3 separate regions of the Mus musculus genome follow, and regions 1 and 3 are each linked to region 2. A link is a loop called in an ENCODE intact Hi-C map of the cell type or tissue named here. Cell type or tissue: heart. All regions are shown on one strand. Each heading gives the region's core, and the rest is flanking DNA. Links, peaks and the distances in the headings are about the cores only.

Region 1 (5,948 bases), core at 284-5,283, 190 kb before region 2:
AGATGAATGAAATGGGCACAGTAAAGAAAAATAGCTGGTCCATGGGTGAAAAGGGGAAAGTTTATTCCAAATTGCCAAAGTTGTCTCTTGCGATATCAGAGAGAAGTGCTGGGATGGGGCTAGGGAATGGGAGAGGGATCTCTAGGATCACATGGGAATGGGTACTTGGGAAGAAAAGAGCCTGTGAGTTGGGGTGGGGGCTTTTGCTTGGAATGAGGGAACCTAGAAGCTAGTGTTGACCTAAACATTCTAATAATAGACATCACAGCCACATGTTAATGGGACAGCTATATGTTCCTTTTGCCAGAAATAAGTAGAATGATTCCTTTTAGCAAATGGGAACTATCTTTACGTCCCTGAGGGAGTGTTGGCCTTTGTCTAAATGCCAGGCTTTGGGGAAAGGAGTTTTTTGGGCACTGACACAGAGGAATTTGGGTTATCACCTTGTTATTCCCTTTGCCTGGATCCATGCCTCCCATTTTCTCTTCTGATTTTCTTTGATCTATTCTTTAGGTGTGGTTTCCTCAGACTCTCCCTAACATACCTCCAGTTTTTAAATAGAACACCACATTATCCTCAATACCCGCTTATGGCACACATTCATCTTACTATAGTATTTGCTAACAAGTGAATGAAAGACCATCGGAAAGTGAGATTTGCCTCTGTGTAGGATTCTGTTCCTGGTGATCTTAAACAATTCCTTAAAGGTTCTGAGACTATTTATTTTGTTCTAAAATAGTTATAATACTTGTCTAACTTAGTCAACATGGTTTCTGTAAAGTAAATTAAATGGGAGGAAACTGCTGTAAGTTTGAATTAAAATGAAGACAAGATTTCCCCAAGGTATGGTTGAGGGTAAGGTTTTATTGTAGATGTGAAGGAAAGCATAGTTGGGGGCACTTGGAAGGGTCCAGACTGACAATGCCATGAGAAGAGTGAGAGAGGGAGAGAGCAAGAGAGAATGATAAGAGAGAGGTCCAACTGGAAAACATGAGGGGGGGCACCCTCTCAGAGGAGAAGGGGAGGGGCAATGGGGAAGGAATGTAAGGGGGGGCAGGGAGGGCAGTGTTTGGGATGTAAATAAAATAAATAAATAAAATTTGAAAAAACAAATCGAGAGAGAGAGAGAGAGAGAGAGAGAGAGAGAGAGAGAGAGAGAGAGAGAGAGAGAGAGAGAGAGATTATGAGCTGAAGTGTCTGGATTACATGGGAAAAAGAAGAAAAGAAGAAGCCTGGGGAAAGAGGATGGAAGTCCAGCTACTGGGCTAGAGAGGTTTAAGGTAGAGGTGAGAGGTTTTAAAACTTGAGAATAAAACTTTTTCAGCTTCCCAGAAAAGCGTATAAGATTCCTCAAAGAAAGCCACTAGCAATGGGTCGTTCATCACTGATAGCCCTGACATAGGAAAGATAAGCTTGGAGCTGAGTTGGTTCCTGGGAGCTGAGTTGGTTTCTGGTTTCTGGTTTCTGGCCTAAGGAGACAGCAAGGCTGGAGCTGAGTCAGTCTCTGTAATTCTTCAAGGCTTCACCAGGAATGGTAGAACTAACATAGCAACCTATTAAAATTGTACTAATATCACTGCTGCTAGGAAAATTGCCCTAATCCCACATAGAAGGAGCCTGAGAGCTTCTCTGGTGGTTGCCATTTTCATGAATGGTTGACCCCCTGCATGCTGGTTGTTTCTGCAGAAGAAACACCCTTTACTTTTGCATACTATTTGAGTCTGGGTTCTTCCTTCAGCAATTCTTGAACCTTAGCAGGGGCTAGGGTGAGAAGTGCTGGCAGGAGCCACAGGTGACCAGGTTTCTTTGTGACCTGACAAAAATCATCATTATTGTTGCAATGCTATAGTCATTTCACTGCTAACAGTTCTATATTAGGGTTTTATAACTGAAAGGTAAATAATTACAGATGAAATTGAGCAAAGCATTTCCTGTGTTGGAGTAAGCCCATCTTACTTATATAACAAATGCCTCTGAAACACATTGTGTTTCAACTAGACTGATGCATCAATGGATGCAGTATAAAAGCATTATGGCTTATAGATAAAGGCACTTGTCACCAAATGTGATGACCTGATTTTAGTCCGTGGAACCCACATGGTAGTAGGAGATCATCAATGCTCACATGTTGTACAGTGACACTGTTGAATGTGGATGCCTCCTAGACAGACAGACAGATAGACAGATAAGATAGAAAGACAGACAGGTAGATTAAAACCATCTTAAAACACATATTAAAGGAGTCAACCAGCATTTACTAAATGAATTTCCTTAACCTGTTTTTTCTATAACACCCATATCTAATAATAATCCAGGGCTGACTCTTCCATATTTAAGCCGCCTGTTGAGTGAAGAACCCTAACAGTACCTAAATCTGCTTGTCATTGAAAGGATTGCTATGTGTACAGGTTGTTTGGAAGTGTGATTTTGAAACTTTGAAATGAGAGGCAGTCGAGGTGCTGCATTCATTTCTATACTTGATCTTAGCCAAAAGAGCATGAAGTGATGCTGCTAACATTTCTGAAGGGATTATCCAATGCTCATAGCCTGCTTTGCCTTGGATGGTTGGTAGGTGGCAGCAAGAGAACAGAAATTATGCTTTATAACTAAGCAGCATTCCGTAAAGGTGCTTGGTTTGTTTGTATTTAGAGAGCTAGGTTTCATTTGATACAAGCTGGCCTCTACTTTGTAGTGATCTCACTGCCTAGACTCTCCCTAGTTCAGGGATTAAGGGAATGTACCACTGCACCCAGCCAGAAGGGTTCTGCTTAATGTTTATGTTTCATTAATTTATAAAAATAAAATATCTGCAAATGAAGTAGACAACAAATAATGTATCCTACGTAAGCCTGTCCTATAATATTTCAACACATTAGTTTTCAGAAGGTTGGGGGTTAGGTTTATTGTTCTTTACCTTCCTCTCTAATCCACACCCCTAGGTTCTGACTACAAAACCAAGGCTGAACTCCTGATTCTCCTGCTTTATTCTTCAGAGTGCTGTGATTACAGGCATGTGCCACCATGCCTGGCTTTTAGATTTTTTTTTTCACCAGTCTTTATCCTACATCTTTTTTTTTTTTTTAAAGATTTATTTATTTATTATATGTAAGTACACTGTAGCTGTCTTCAGACACTCCAGAAGAGGGCATCAGATTTCGTTATGGATGGTTGTGAGCCACCATGTGGTTGCTGGGATTTGAACTCGGGACCTTCAGAAGAGCAGTCGGCGCTCTTAACCACTGAGCCATCTCGCCAGCCCCCCTACATCTTTTAAGTATTGAACTTTTTAATGCTTCTTAACTGACATCAGGGTATGGCATATTTGAATTTCCATTCTGTTTAATTTTTGATCTACTTCTATTGTGAAGGTTTTGCCCCCAAGCATTAAAGTAGTCAAGGTTTAAATTACAGGGAAAAAAAAGGATGTACTTAGACAGTGTCTTAGTTAGGGTTTTATTGCTGTAAAGAGACATCATCACCAAGGCAACTCTTGTTTTTCCGTTAATTAATTTATTTATTTACTTTACATCACAATCACAATCCTGTATCCCTTCTCATAGGGCTCCTTCCTGTCTTCCGTTCTCCTCTGAGAAGGGGGAAGCCCCACCCAGCCACATGAAGTCACTGCAGAACTAGGTACATCCTCTCCCACTGAGGCCAGACAAGGCAACCCAGATAGGGGAACAGGATCCACAGCCAGGCAAGAGAGTCAGGGACGGGCCCTGTTCCAGTTGTTGTGAGACCTGCATTATTGGGGGAACCTTAGGTCCAGTCCATGTATGTTCTTTGGTTGGCGGTTCAGTTTCTGGAAGCCCCCAAGGGTGTAGGTTAGTTAACTGTGTTAGTCTTCCTATGGAGTCCCTATCTGTTCCTGGTCCCTCAATTCTTCCCTCAACTCTGACAAGCCCTCTCAAGCTGCATCTAATGTTTGGCTGAGGGTCTCTGCATCTGTTTCCATCAGCTGGGTTGAGCCTCTCAGAGGACAGTTATGCTAGGTTCCTATAACAGATTACCATTAATAGTGTCAGGGATTGGTTCTTGCCCATGGGATGGTTCTCAAGTCATTGGTTGGCCATCCCCTCAGTCTCTGCTCCATCTTTGATCCTATACTTCTTGTACACAGAATAAATTTGGGGTTGAAGATTTTGTAGGTGGGTTGGTGTCTTTTTCCCTCCACTGGGATTCCTGCCTGGTTACACAATATGGCCACTTCAGGCTTTATATCCCCCACTGCTAAGAGTATCAGCTAGAGTCTACCCTCATAGACTCTCTGTAGCCTCCCCCATCCCAAGTCTCTGGCACATCCTAGAAATATACCCCCCACTCACTCCCAGATGCCACATATTTCCATTCACTCTCCAGATCCTTTCTCCCTGGCTCTTCCTACACCTGATCTCTCCAGTCCTGTTTTCCTCTGGATCTGCTTTCTCAATCATTTCCCTCCCTTCATCAGCCCCCAATGACTACTTTGTTTCCCCTTCTGAGTAAGATTTAAGCATCCTCCTGTGGGCCCTCCTTGTTTAGCTTTTTTGGGTCTGTTGATTATAGTATGGGTATCCTGTATTTTATGGCTAATATATAAGTGAGTTATATATCATGTGTGTCCTTTTGGGTCTGGATTAGTTCACTCAGGATGATCTTTTCTAGTTTATCCATTTGTCTGCAAATTTCTTGATGTTCTTGTTTTCAATAGCTAAGTAGTATTCCATTACATAAATAAACCACAATTTCTTTATCCATTCTCAATGAGGGGCATCTGGGTTGTTTCCCATTTCTGACTATTATGAATAAATCTGCTATGAATGTAGTGGAGCACGTGTCCTTGTGGGATGATAGAAGATCTTTTGGGTATATGCCCAGGAGTGGAATAGCTGGGTCTTGAGGTAGAAATATTTCCAATTTTCTGAGAAACCACCAAGTTGATTTCCAATGTGGTTGTACAAATTTTCACTCCCTTCATCAATGGAGGAGTGCTCCCCTTGCTCCACATCCTCACCAGCAATGTGTTGTCCCTTGAGTTTTTGATCTTAGTCATTCTGATGAATGGAATCACAGAGTCATTTTGATTTGCATTTCCCTTATGACTAAGGATATTGAACATTTAAGTGACAGCCAGCCATTAGTGAACCCTCTGTTGAGAATTCTTTCTTTACCCCATTTTTAAATTGGGTTATTTGGTTTGTTGGTGTCTAGCTTCTTGAGTTCTTTATATATTTTAGATAGTAGCCCTCTTTCAGATGTAGAGTTGGTGAAAATCTTTTCCTATTCTGTATACCTCTGCTTTGTCCTATTGACAGTGTTCGTTGCTGTACAAAGTTTTTCAGTTTCATGATGTCCCATTTATTAACTGTTGAGCTTAGTGCCTGAGCTTTTGGTGTTCTGCTCAGGAAGTTGTCTCCTGTACCAATTATTTCAAGGCTATTCCTCATTCTCTCTTCTATTGCATTTAGTGTATCTAATTTTATGTGGAGGTCTTTGATCCACTTGGACTTGAATTTTGTACAGGGTGATAAATATGTATCTATTTACATTTTTCTAAATATAGAGCTAAACCAGCACTATTTGTTGAAGATGCTTTCTTTTTTCCATTGTAAGGTTTTGGCATCTTTGTCAAAAATCAAGTGTCCATAGGTGTGAGGGTTTATGCCTGAGTGTTTGATTCAATTCCATTGATCATCCTATTTCTATACCAATATCATGCAGTTTGTATTACTATTTCTCTGTAATACAGGTGTATTATGCCTATAATCAAGGATGGTGATACCTCCAGAAGTTCTTTTATTATACAGGATTGTTTTAGCTATCCTAGATTTGTTGCTTTTCCATATGAAGTTGAAAACTGTTCTTTTAAGGTCTGTAAAGAATTGTGTTGGAATTTTGATGAGAATTTCATTGAATCTGCAGATGCTTTTGGGAAAATTGCCATTTTACTACATCAATCCTATTGA
Region 2 (5,948 bases), core at 309-5,308:
TGTGCTTCTCTGGTCCGTTCATGAATGTAAAACGGCACTCACCCACCTACCCACCCACAATTTGTTCTGGTTTATATTGCATAGTGAGCATACTCCCCTGGGCCTCCCCACCCTCCTTTTTCCTCATCCCCACGCTGTTGATCTCTAGACTATTTTATTTCTACTTTTGATATATATATATATATATATATATATATATATATATATATATGTGTGTGTGTGTGTATGTAAACATATATACACATATATATATAATTTTTATCGGAGACTTATAATAAGTGATTCTCTTTACTTGCATCCGTTTTTCTTTCAAACAACATAACCTCATTCTTTCATTTTTTTAAAGAATTTTTTTAAAAAGAATTATTTATTTATTTTAGGTATATGAGTACACTGCAGCTGTCCTCAGACACACCAGAACAGGGCATCAGATCCCTTCACAGATGGTCGTGAGCCACCATGTGGTTGCTGGGAATTGAACTTAGGACTTCTGGAAGAGCAACCAGTGCCCTTAACCTCTGAGCCATCTCTTCAGCCCCAACCTCATTCTTCATGACTGAAAAGTTTCATTGGCATGTGGCATGAAGGTCATAAAATAAAGCAGTAAGCCACTGCTCTTAGAACAGTGAATCTATATCTATACTTGACAGTAACTCTGGATCTCTCAGTTGTGGTCTTATTGCTACACAATACACCATAACCATAAAGCAAGTTGGTGGGGAAAGAGTTTATTTGGTTTACACGTCCACATCACTGTTTATCACCAAAGGAAGTCAGGATAAGAACTCAAGCAGGGCAGGAACCTGGAAGTAGGAGCTGATGCAGAGGCCATAAAGGGTGCTGCTTACTGGCTTGTTTCACAAGGCTTATTTAGTCTTCTTTCCTACAGAACCCAGGACCACCAGCCCAGGAATGGCACCACCCATAATGGGCTGTTCCCTCCTCCATTGATCACTAATTGAGAAAATGCCTTATAGCTGGATCTCATGGAAGCATTTCAACTGAGGCTCCTCCCTGTCTAATGACTCTAGCTTACGTAAAGTTAACCACCAAGCCAGCCAGTTCACTAGGCATTTTCAGATTTTGTGAATGAAGAATTTTAGGCTCTGAGATACTAAATGTCTCCCTTATGTACAAGCTAGCAAGAGGTGAATCCACAAGGCAAACACCAGTTGCTCCCAGGGCCTATGTGCATAATCAGTTTGATGGTTAGGATTCAACTACGTTTCTCCCTGTGGATAGTGGGTCCAATGAATGCTTGGCTCAGCAAACATGCATGCCATCCCCTCCCTTCCTAGCTTTCTGGTTCTCCAAGCCATTTCCCTCATATTTGGTGACCCATAACTCCCTATTCAGAGACACATACAGTCCACACTCAAGTATGTAGGTTGCTGGATGTCAAATGTATCCACAATCTCTTCTCCCTAACAGGACTTTAGGACCTGAGTAAAAGGCCAGCCTCCACTACCCCACATCTGTCCCACGCGAATATAAATTTACAAAATGACTTTGGCTTCCCATGCTTATGCACATTCCTCATACACAGCAGAGTTCAGTTCAATAGAAACATCTCTAACCCCATTTCCTTTCCTATACAGAAAAACGGTTTAGTTATCACACGTGCCAAGGGCATTTGGCTCTGGTAGTGGAAACTGGAAAATGGAGTAAAAATTTCCAGGCTCAAGGTGCTAGATGATCGTCCAGGTCTTTTCCCTGGAGCTTGGGCTTTTGGAAAAGTGCAGCCATGCAAGCTGGGAGTCTGCCTAAACCTGCAGTCTCCTGAACCCTCGCTCAGACAGGGCAGATGCACAAACTACAGGTAGCCTCATTTGCAGAGCAGCGTTCCTTTGTTCTATTTTAAAGCTTCAGATTCTGTCAAAAAGTGATAGCCAAGCTTCCCCATGAGAATCGGGACTTGCACAGCTCTGAAGTGCTCATGGAAAACAGGTTTCCACGGGCAGCGGGGGAGACCTGGAAGCCTTCCTTGCTCACTCCTCAAACCCAACAGGGCTGGCTCCCCACTAGGTTTTGGGCTGATTCCCCACTAGGTTTAGGGCTCTACAACTTCAAACTCACTGTCCAACCTAAGGCTGTAGTTAAAAACCAAGGGACTCTTTCCCTCCCGGATTGAAGCAAGCCACACCCAGCTGCGAAAGCCCAACAGAGCACACTTACTGCGCTTGCGCACAGTCCCCAGTCGCTTGTGTTTTTCTTCCTGAGCTCTCAGTCGCCTAGCAACGCTGGAGTCACAGTGGCAGCGCTCTGGAGCCCCTTTCTAGCAAGAATAGGTCAGTGTTCTCTCTTGACACTCCTAGCTGCCACGTGGCAGGCTGGAGGGGGCCATGGAGGGAGAGGAGAAGCAGCAGTAAGTGCCAGGGTTCAGCTTTCTATTTTCCCTTCTGAAAACCTTTTCTATTTCTTGCAAAAGATTAAGGGAGTGGCTCAGCACATAAGATCCAGGCCACATACATCCAATAGGTTTCCTCCCCTGCTTTCCAAGGTTTGAGTGATTACAGTATCTTTTTTTTTTTTTTTCCTAGTGCAGCGTTTACTGAGCTTTCTTGAAGCCATCATGAAATAATCACTCTTCATACCTCACATTTAACTCGTCAGCAAATTCTGTCGGCTCCAATGTTGAAATTATCCATACTCCACTGTTCATTGCTTCCTCTCTTGTCCTCACTCAGTCTCGAGTACCAGCTTCTCATGGATACAGCCATCGCTTTGCTTCCCTAGTCTCTGCAGCCTTTTCAACATGGCCTCTTTTTAAAAGGGGAAAAAATATGTTTTCCACAGGGTACATACAGTAAAGCCAAGGCTGCGCCTGCCGCACCACACCTGCTACGGCCCTCTAGATCACCCTGGCACCTGCATACAGCTAACTGGTTGAAACAAGTTCCTAAGAACAAGCCTCAAAGATTACTATTTGATACCTTTAGATGTGTTTGACTGATAATTTGGGAGACCATGCTTTATGTCTAAAGATGGACACATTTCTGATAAGAGTTTTGGCAGTTACAGTTGGTTCTGCTAGAATGTTCCTTCCTCAAATATCCTTAATTTGTACCCATCCCTCCCTTGCTTTTTTCAATTACCACCTTCACAAATACCCTGTCCCAAACGTAGCCTCTCCTCCCACATACCTACATGCCTCTTCCTCGCTGGAAATTGTCGTTATCATGTGGCACCATCTAATAGACTGTGTATGCCCCATTTCATTTCTTCTCTGCCTTCCCTAGAATGTAATCCCCGTGAAGACAGGAGTTTTCATCTGTTTCCCTGCTGTATCCTCAGAGCTTCATGTAGCACCTGGCATGTAGAGACCCGCTGAATGCATTAGCAGTGCTCTTTTTCTCACATCAGTTACAATAGCTATTGTTCTTTCATATAAATCAAGGAATGGAACCTTAGATATTAAGTGGCAGAGGTTCCAAGCCAAGCCTGACTGCTTTCTGTTTTGTTGCTACTGTTTGCATTGCTGATATAGAACCTAGGGTCTCAGGCACATTAGTGTTTTGTCTGTATAAGGTGTTTCATTGTACAAAGATGTTTCTACAGAATCAGGCATTTCGCATTTATTTATCTGTAGCCATCCACACCTTGAAATACAGAACCAAGTAAATGCATAAATGTGTAAACCAACACCTACAGTCCTTTCCTTCAAGGATCTGATACAGATGTGTTGGTGTTCAACCATGAGAAACAGATGGAGAAAGCAGAGACCAAGGAGTTCAGACCAGAAAGTTACAGCTTTTAAGTAAATACACAGATCTGAGAATATAATAGAAACATCTTAGAAGTTGCTTACACTTTTCTAGTAATCAGTTCTTCTAAATCCTTTGCAAAGCAGCAATTTTTGTTACAAATCAAGGAAATAAGATCACAAAGAATCTGAAAAATGTTTTTATGTGGAATGGAGTGAGGGTTAAGGGTGTACAGCTGAAGCAAAGGCAGAGTGGAAAAATAAGTCTAGGACATTCACCTGAAGTATATAAAGAGTACAACACAAAGCATTTACCTAAGCTGAACAGAATATGGGTGTCAGGCAAGCAGTGATCAGTGAACTAATAGTCACCACTGCATGGAACTTATATTGATCCATAAGGGTATTTCTGGTGCTTAGTAAAGACAAAGAGCTAGATAAATACAATTTGAGTTATAGTAAGAGCCACAAAAGAATGTACACGCCTAGAGCATCATGGGGAGGGGACTCTAGGAAGTATCTGGGAAATTTTTCAACTGATACCCAAGTGATGCTGGGGAGCTGGGAAAAACCAGTGGTGCTGGAGAAGGAAGAGCATGAGCAGGTGCCCTGAGGAGAAAAGAAGTGAAAACAGGGAAGACGCTTGAATGAGATTGAAGAGATTAGCTGCCTCAGTGCACACTCAATATAATCAGGAGACTAGGTTTTACTATAAGTGTAATGGAAAGCTATCCGAGATTGTTAACTGAAAGATTACAATAGAAATGATGGACTGGATTCATTTTGAAGTAAGGTAATAGGTATATTTTAAGGGTTGCGGATAAGGCAAAACTACCCATTTGTCAGTATAAATCTAGAATCTTTGTTGTTATTGTTTTAACCACGTTATTATTTTTTTGAAGATACCATACAATGTATTTAGATCATATTTCCCCCCACCCTAATGCCTGCCAAACCCACCCGCCCCTTCCTATCTACCCAGCTTCATGGGCTCTCACTGATTCCTTTTCTCTTCTTTTTTAACCCGTTGAGTCCAGTTAGTGTCACCCAAATACTCTTGGGTGTGGGGCCTGCCCTGGAGCATAGTCATCCTACCAGGGTCACACCATTAAAACAAAACAAAACAAAACAAAGCAAACAAAAACAAAACCCAACTCTTTGAGCCTAGCAACTCTCATTTACCAATAGCCCCTTGGGTAGGGGTGGGACTTTGTGCCCATATAGCCCCTTCCATGCTGGGATTTGTCTGGTTGAGTTTGCACAGGTCTTGTGCATGCTGTCAGAAACACTGTGAGTTCATATGTGTAGCTCTCCAGGTGTGTCTAAGAAACATTCGTAGTCACCTAACACTTCTGGTTGTTGACAATCTTTCAAATCTCTGAGCCGTCAGTACAATGTCCCACTTAAAATTGATTATTTTGAAGTCTCTGATTCACAGCACATAGGCCAATTGTGGGTCTCTGTTAACTGCCTGGTATTGTAAGAGGTAGCTTCTCTTATGAGAGATGCAAAGATCTATAGGTATAGCAGTTAGTCATTAGGAATCATTTTAATATTATGCCCACTTAGCAAAATAATAGGTTCTCCAGGGCCTCTAATGTATCTGGTTACATGTTCTTAGCCCCATTAATGGTGCCAGGTATGGCTTCTGATTCATGGAGTGGGGATTAAATCTAATTAGAAAGTAGTCAGTTAGCTCCTTATATTAGTTATCTTTCTATTGCTGTGACAGAACACAAAAATGAACTTAGACAAGAAAGCATTTAGTTAGGATTAGAGTTTCCGATGGTTAGTCACTGATGGCAGAGTAAAGGCAGAGTAGCGGAAACAGCTGAGAATTCATAGCTTGACCCACAAGTAGGAGGCAGAACAATAGCACAGTGGGAATGGAACAAGTCTTTTGAAACTCCAAAATCTGACCCAAGTAACAATAAGACCACACCTTTTAATCCTTTCCAAACAATGCCAAACAACTGTAGAAAAAGTATTCAAACATATGAGTTTTGAATTCACTATTGAAGCTACTCACGTTTAAACTAACACACTCTTGTAACATATATACCCCTGAACCCATGGGCATACCTTAACAAGACAGTCATTATGTTAACTCATAGAATTTGCAATGAGGCCGGGAGGTGGTGGCACACGCCTTTAATCCCAGCACTTGGGAGGCAGAGGCAGGTGGATTTCTGAGTTCAAGGCCAGCCTGGTCTACAAAGTAAGTTCCAGGACAGCCAGGGCTATA
Region 3 (5,948 bases), core at 284-5,283, 180 kb before region 2:
GAACTACATAATAGCTGGCAGAGACACTCCTGGGTAAATGTGGACAGAAGTTAAAGGTTGATTAAGAAAAGGAAAATGTCTCCTTCCCAGTCATTGATTTTTAAGATCTACAACTAATGGGGAAAATGCAGTGAAGGACTAGGGCAAGATCTAACCACTGAGCACCACAGAGAAGATCTGGACGCACCCGGAGGCATTCCAGAGCACCACAGGGAGAACACGAAGTGGGTGGGGTGGGGTGGTAGGTGGAGGTGGGTGCGCATTCCAGGCAACATAGGTTTCAGAGATTTTATTATGTTGTACTATGAACTCGTGGCAGTGGGCCATCTTCAGGATTTGGGGAAGCACACAATTACAGGCTAGTGGAGGCTGGACACCTTAGATTCGGTTCTGAATGTAATGGGCAGAATTTAAAGCAATAGTCTTCATGAAGTAACTTGGGAGATGAGAAGAAGAGAAGTCTCTGCAATATCAAGACCTTCATTAGGTAAATTTATTCAGGCTAGCCCTTCTAGAACATATCTTATTTAAAAAAATGATTTAACCACACTCTGCCCAAGTTTTAAAGTAACTATTTTGATACAAGGTCTCATCATGTAGCCTTAGCTGGCCTGGATCTCAGTATGTAAACTAGGCTGGCCTCATACTCACAAGAGATCAGCTTGCCTGTGCCTCTCCAGAGTTGGAATTAAAGGAGTATGCCACTTTGTCTGGCCCTGATCTCTCTCTCTCTCTCTCTCTCTCTCTCTCTCTCTCTCTCTCTCTCTCTCTCTCTCTCTCTCTCTTTCTGTGTGTGTGTGTATGTGTGTGTGTTCCCAGATAGAAAGGGCACAAAGTATTTAATTAAGTGGTAGTAGATTCTTCAATATGCACAGATGCAAAGAAATATAAAAGTATTAAGGCCAACAAATAGAGAATTGCAAATTCTCAAATATAAAAGTATTTGAAGCTGGGCGTGGTGGCACACGCCTTTAATCCCAGCACTTGTGAGGCAGAGGCAGTCGAATTTCTGAGTTCAAGGCCAGCCTGATCTACAGAGTGAGTTCCAGGACAGCCAGGGCTACACAGAGAAACCCTGTCTTGAAAAAAACAAACAAACAAAAAAGTATTTGAAATTTAGAAGGCAGATTATTGAAAATTCTATCCTTATTATCTGAAGTGATGGGTTACTAGAAGACTTCAAATAGCTCACTAGGAAATACAGTTCTTCAGATATAGCCTGTTTTAACTGTCCCAGACAATTGAAATATCTCTGAATAATAATCAAGACCATGAAAACAAAACTGTATAACAACAGACAGAATGACTGTAAGTCTGTTTCCATTGGCATTAGATAAAATTGTTAAAAATTCTCATCTTACACAGCATCACATCTAGTTATAATAGAGATTGAGGTATTTCTTAGGATTTCTATTGCTGTGAAGAGATGTCATGACCATGGCAACTGTTATGGAAGCAAACATTTAATTGGTGCTAGTTTACAATTTCAGAGATTTAGTCCATTATCATGGCCAGAAGCATGGCAACACGCAGGCTCACATGGTGCCAGAGGAACTGAGAATTCTACATCTTTGTCTGAAGGTAACTAAGAGGTGACAGGATTCCATACTGGGCATAACTTGAGCATAGGAGACCTCAAAGCCCTGCCTCTACAGGGACACACTTTCTCCACTAAGGCCATATCTCCTCATAATGCCACTTCCCATGGGCCCAAGTATTCAAACACAGTCTGTATGGGCAACAAAGCTAGCCAAATCACCACAAGGCACCTTTCAGATTCATCAGCCTGAATGAAAAGATCAAGCCTAACTTTATCTCAGAATCACCACAGATTTGGCACCGTCAGAACATTTCAGAATTGATTCATTGTCTGTCTTAGTTAAGGTTTTTATTGCTGCCATGAAACACAATGACCAAAAAGCAGCTTGGGGGAGGAAAATGTTTATTTGGCTTATACCTCCACAGCACTGTACATATCAGGATAGGGACTCAAACAAGGCAGGAACCTAGAGATGATGTAGAGGCATGGGGGGTGGGGTGGGGGTGGGGACTGGTTACTGACTTGTTCCACATGGCTTACTCAGCCTGCTTTCTTATAGAACCCAGGATCCCTGGACTAGGGATGGCATCACCCACAACTGGCTGGGTTCCACTGCTCCCTCCCCCACCCCCCCATCAATCACTAATTAAGAAAATGCCTTATGGCTAGATCTTATGGAGGCATTTTCTCACTTGAGGTTCTCTCCTCTAAGATTACTCTAGCTTGTGCCAAGACTAGCCAGCACACTGACCAAATACCCTTTGTGCCACTAAGCTAAGCAGGTCCTTCATTTCAAATGTCCACCTCAGGATGTTGGAAATGGGGATATTGTTTCAAGGGCACACATTTTCTTCATATGAAGTGGAGATTATCATATATTTGCACAATGGTGAGTATAGTTAAGAATGATATATATTTAAAATCGTTGAAATCTTAAATGAAATCAGAGATGAAAGTTAATTAGCTTGAATTAATCTCCTTACAGTGTACCCATGGGTATACTATGTATTCTTTACAGTGTACCTATATAAAATCACCTAAAACTTAAAAATTCTTTGACATTTTATCCTTGCATATAATGAATTTTGGTAATTTTCCCCCTATTATCCTTCTCATCTCTACCCACTTAGACTTTACCCGCTCTGTCCTCTCAACAAGTCACCCTCTTATTTTCATCCTTATAGAAAAAACAAAACAAAACCTTTTTTGTGTCAAATAAACGTCGGTGGGTAGATATTAGTTGGTTTAATCCCCTCACATGCCCGACCTCCGTTTTCTTTAGAGAACCGGGTCCTGGGGAACGCAGAGAGGGAGCACCCTGCTAGGGAGCCCGAGCGCCGGGTGTCCCGTCGCCCTCACTGTGTACAACGGTCATCTGCCATCTTCTTACGCATGACCCAGCGCGCTCTTGTCTTGGCTTCTGGGCGTCGGTCCCAGAGCCCATAAGTCTTCCTCCCCTGGCGGCTGTCGCAGTCTCCGCGCCACATACCCAGCTAATGCTGCTCGGGAGAAGGCTGGCCGCCATGACCGAGCTGCTCAAGTCTGTGGACTACGAAGTGTTCGGGACAGTGCAAGGTACGGTCTGACCTGGGATGCCAAGACGAGGCCGTGGGAGGGAGAGGAGGAAGCTTATGCCATCCATTTTAGGGACGGTTCTTCTCACTGAGGCAGCGACTTCCGCTCAGCCATGACACAGCAGCCCGGGGCGGGGAGAACGGGCTAGCGCGGGGCGGAGGGAGGTCACCCTGGGTTCCCGAAGAGGACGCTGCAAGCCTATAGGATGGGGGTGGGGGACGCCTAAGTGCGGCAGAAAAGCAAGGGTACCTGAATGATACTGGGTGATTTACTTTGTCAGAGGTTGTAGCCCCTCTCCAGCTAGCAATTTTTCCTTCCTGGGTTTTGGAGATTGAACCTTATATATTTATGCACAGTCTTACATTTGCGTACTAGATTGCTGAAGTACACTCCCAGGCCATTTAAGTGAAGTTTTAAAATTTTTGTTTGATTATAAGCTTAAATAGATGCATAGAATATAATGTCTGACTTACTTTAAATCTTTATATTTGTAATTTAAAACGTTAAAACATTCTTTTAATTTTTTCTAACGCAACTTGACATAGTAGTGCATGTAGTCCTTATGCAGAAGAAGGTGGATATTTGAGTTCAAGACCAGGCTGGTCTATACACTTGAGAAAATTATCTAATGGCGTATAAATACTGTAACTATTTAATGTATATCATCCATTTAAAAGAAGAAAACTTTTTGAGACTGGAAATGTAGCTCAGTAGAGTGCTTGCTTAATAGTCACCAAGCCCTGGAATGGGTGCTCTGCTCTGTACCAGACCAAGGACGAGCTAGTCCTTATAAGCCTGTAATGCAGGTTCCGGTCTTCAACATAAAAATAATGCCTTTCTTTTTCTTTTTCTTTTTCTTTTTCTTTTTCTTTTTCTTTTTCTTTTTCTTTTTCTTTTTCTTTTTCTTTTTCTTTTTCTTTTTCTTTTTCTTTTTCTTTTTCTTTTTCTTTTTCCTTTTCCTTTTCCTTCTCCTTCTCCTTCTCTTTCTCTTTCTCTTTCTCTTTCTCTTTCTCTTTCTCTTTCTCTTTCTCTTTCTCTTTCTCTTTCTCTTTCTCTTTCTCTTTTCTCTTTCTCTTTCTCTTTCCCTTTCCCTTTTCCTTTTCCTCTTTCTCCTCCTCCTCCTCCTCCTCCTCCTCCTCCTCCTCCTCCTTCTCTTTCTTTTTCTTTTTCTCTTTATTTTTTCTCTTTTTTGGGGGGTGGGGCGGGGGCTTGAGACTCGGTTTCTCTGTATAGCCCTGGCTGTCCTGGAACTCACTTTGTAGACCAGGCTGGCCTCGATCTCAGAAATCCTCCTGCCTCTGTCTCCCAAGTGCTGGGATTAAAGGCGTGTGCCCTTTAACGAGGATATTACTTCCTGTTTGAGTCGGATTTCCATTCTACCTTCTCCACATAATTTTATTCCATTGTTTGGTATGCATGAGAATTTCTTTTATCTCCATCCCCAATCCCACCTCAGATGTGCTGTTGTGTGTGTGCATGGGGTGGGGGGATACTATGGGATACTTTTCTTAACTTCCTTTATCAATAAGCTTTAGTGATAACCATTAGTAGATTTTAAATGTGAGTTTGTATTGGAAATTTATTTCTAAGTGGGAAAACTGGATTTTTAAAAATGGATCCTTGTCTAAAGGGGGAGGAAGAATATTATCTTTTTATTTTGATATTCTGTTGATATTTTACATTTTGTGGCAATGTATACAGGGTAAGATTAAGGATGGATGAAAGTGTGTTTATAATGAGCCTTTGTTTCAGAGATTTGCTGTGGAAAGAGACGTAGGAAGATCACAGCAGACAACTGTTAGGTCAGGTGTGGGAAAGACTGCATGAGTAAGCAGAAAATTTGAAAAGTTACTGATGAGTCTGTACTTTTAGAAAGGATATTAGGAATCATGGCTAAGTGGTATTGAGCCTGGTTAGTACTTTTGATACTCTGGTAACCTGACCATGTTTGGAATTAACTAAAACCTAAAAATGGAGAGAATACCTGAGAGGTGTTTTGCTTAATTTGAAGTGGGAAGATTCACTTCTAATCCTGATCTTTGAGATGATCAGACACATCTTTAATTCAATTTTTTTGGAGTAGAAACACCCACCCACCTCTAATCTGGGCCTTGCCTTCTCAGGGAGGGCATGGAAGAAGGAAGCTTGCTGTCTTTTCTTGCTTGCCTTCGAATGGCTGCTAGCAAGTCCATTCCTTCACTGGCATTAGAGTGATTCTTTGTGATCTTTGTGATTCTGGTGTATACTGAAGACCAGCTGAGACATCTAGTCTTGTGGTCTGAGCAACTACTGTATTCTTGGACTTTTCAGTCATAGGCAGTCATTGTTGGACTTGTTGGACCACAGCCTGTAAGTCATTCTAATAAATTTGCTTTCTATATACATAGACTCATTCTGTAAATTCTGTTACTCTGGAGAATCCTGATTAATACAGATTTTGGTATTAGAATTGGTTGTAGGGCAATAGAAGTATAAGGATGAGTTGTTTTTTTTTTTCTCTCGATTTGGCCCTGCTCACCTCTGCCCCATTTATTTATTTTATGTATATGAGTACACAATTGCTCTCTTCAGACACCAGAAGAGGGCATGGGATCCCATTACAGATGGTTGTGAGCCACCATGTGGTTGCTGGGAATTGAACTCAGGACCTCTGGAAGAGCAGTCAGTGCTCTTAACCACCGAGCCATCTCTCCCGCCCAAGGATGAATTTTTTTAAGTATCTAGAATAGGCTTTCCAATTTGCCAGTACCTATAATTACTAAAGCTCCTCCTGGAAGAAAGATGAAAATCCATGGTATGACCTATTTTACGAAATTGAGGTAAATGCATTTGA

The links. Peaks named below come from ENCODE experiments on the same cell type or tissue, not always from the same donor. Only the 100,000 strongest peaks of a DNase experiment are listed, where the experiment ranks them.
Region 1: a loop joins it to region 2, with 2.0 times the contacts of the local background. A loop is called at or near these places in 11 of 42 quality-filtered maps.
Region 3: a loop joins it to region 2, with 2.6 times the contacts of the local background. A loop is called at or near these places in 11 of 42 quality-filtered maps.

What each region holds. Positions count from the first base shown.
Region 1 is chr11:30,653,922-30,659,869 of GRCm38, reverse strand. No RefSeq gene overlaps it. Among named protein-coding and RNA genes, the nearest start is that of Acyp2, 7.5 kb to the right of the region's middle. In heart, for the core only: no CTCF peak of the experiment used is centred there; no DNase peak of the experiment used is centred there.
Region 2 is chr11:30,468,159-30,474,106 of GRCm38, reverse strand. It overlaps 4930505A04Rik (RIKEN cDNA 4930505A04 gene), which reads left to right and starts at 2,278. Exons shown (of 5, transcript NM_001100394.1): 1 at 2,278-2,365. The coding sequence starts at 2,343. In heart, for the core only: no CTCF peak of the experiment used is centred there; a DNase peak (open chromatin) is centred at 2,236; H3K4me3 peaks cover 1,044 bases; H3K27ac peaks cover 1,830 bases.
Region 3 is chr11:30,646,468-30,652,415 of GRCm38, reverse strand. Acyp2 (acylphosphatase 2, muscle type) reads left to right here and starts at 3,020. Exons shown (of 4, transcript NM_029344.3): 1 at 3,020-3,115. The coding sequence starts at 3,037. In heart, for the core only: a CTCF peak has its summit at 3,031; a DNase peak (open chromatin) is centred at 3,135; H3K4me3 peaks cover 1,504 bases; H3K27ac peaks cover 1,362 bases.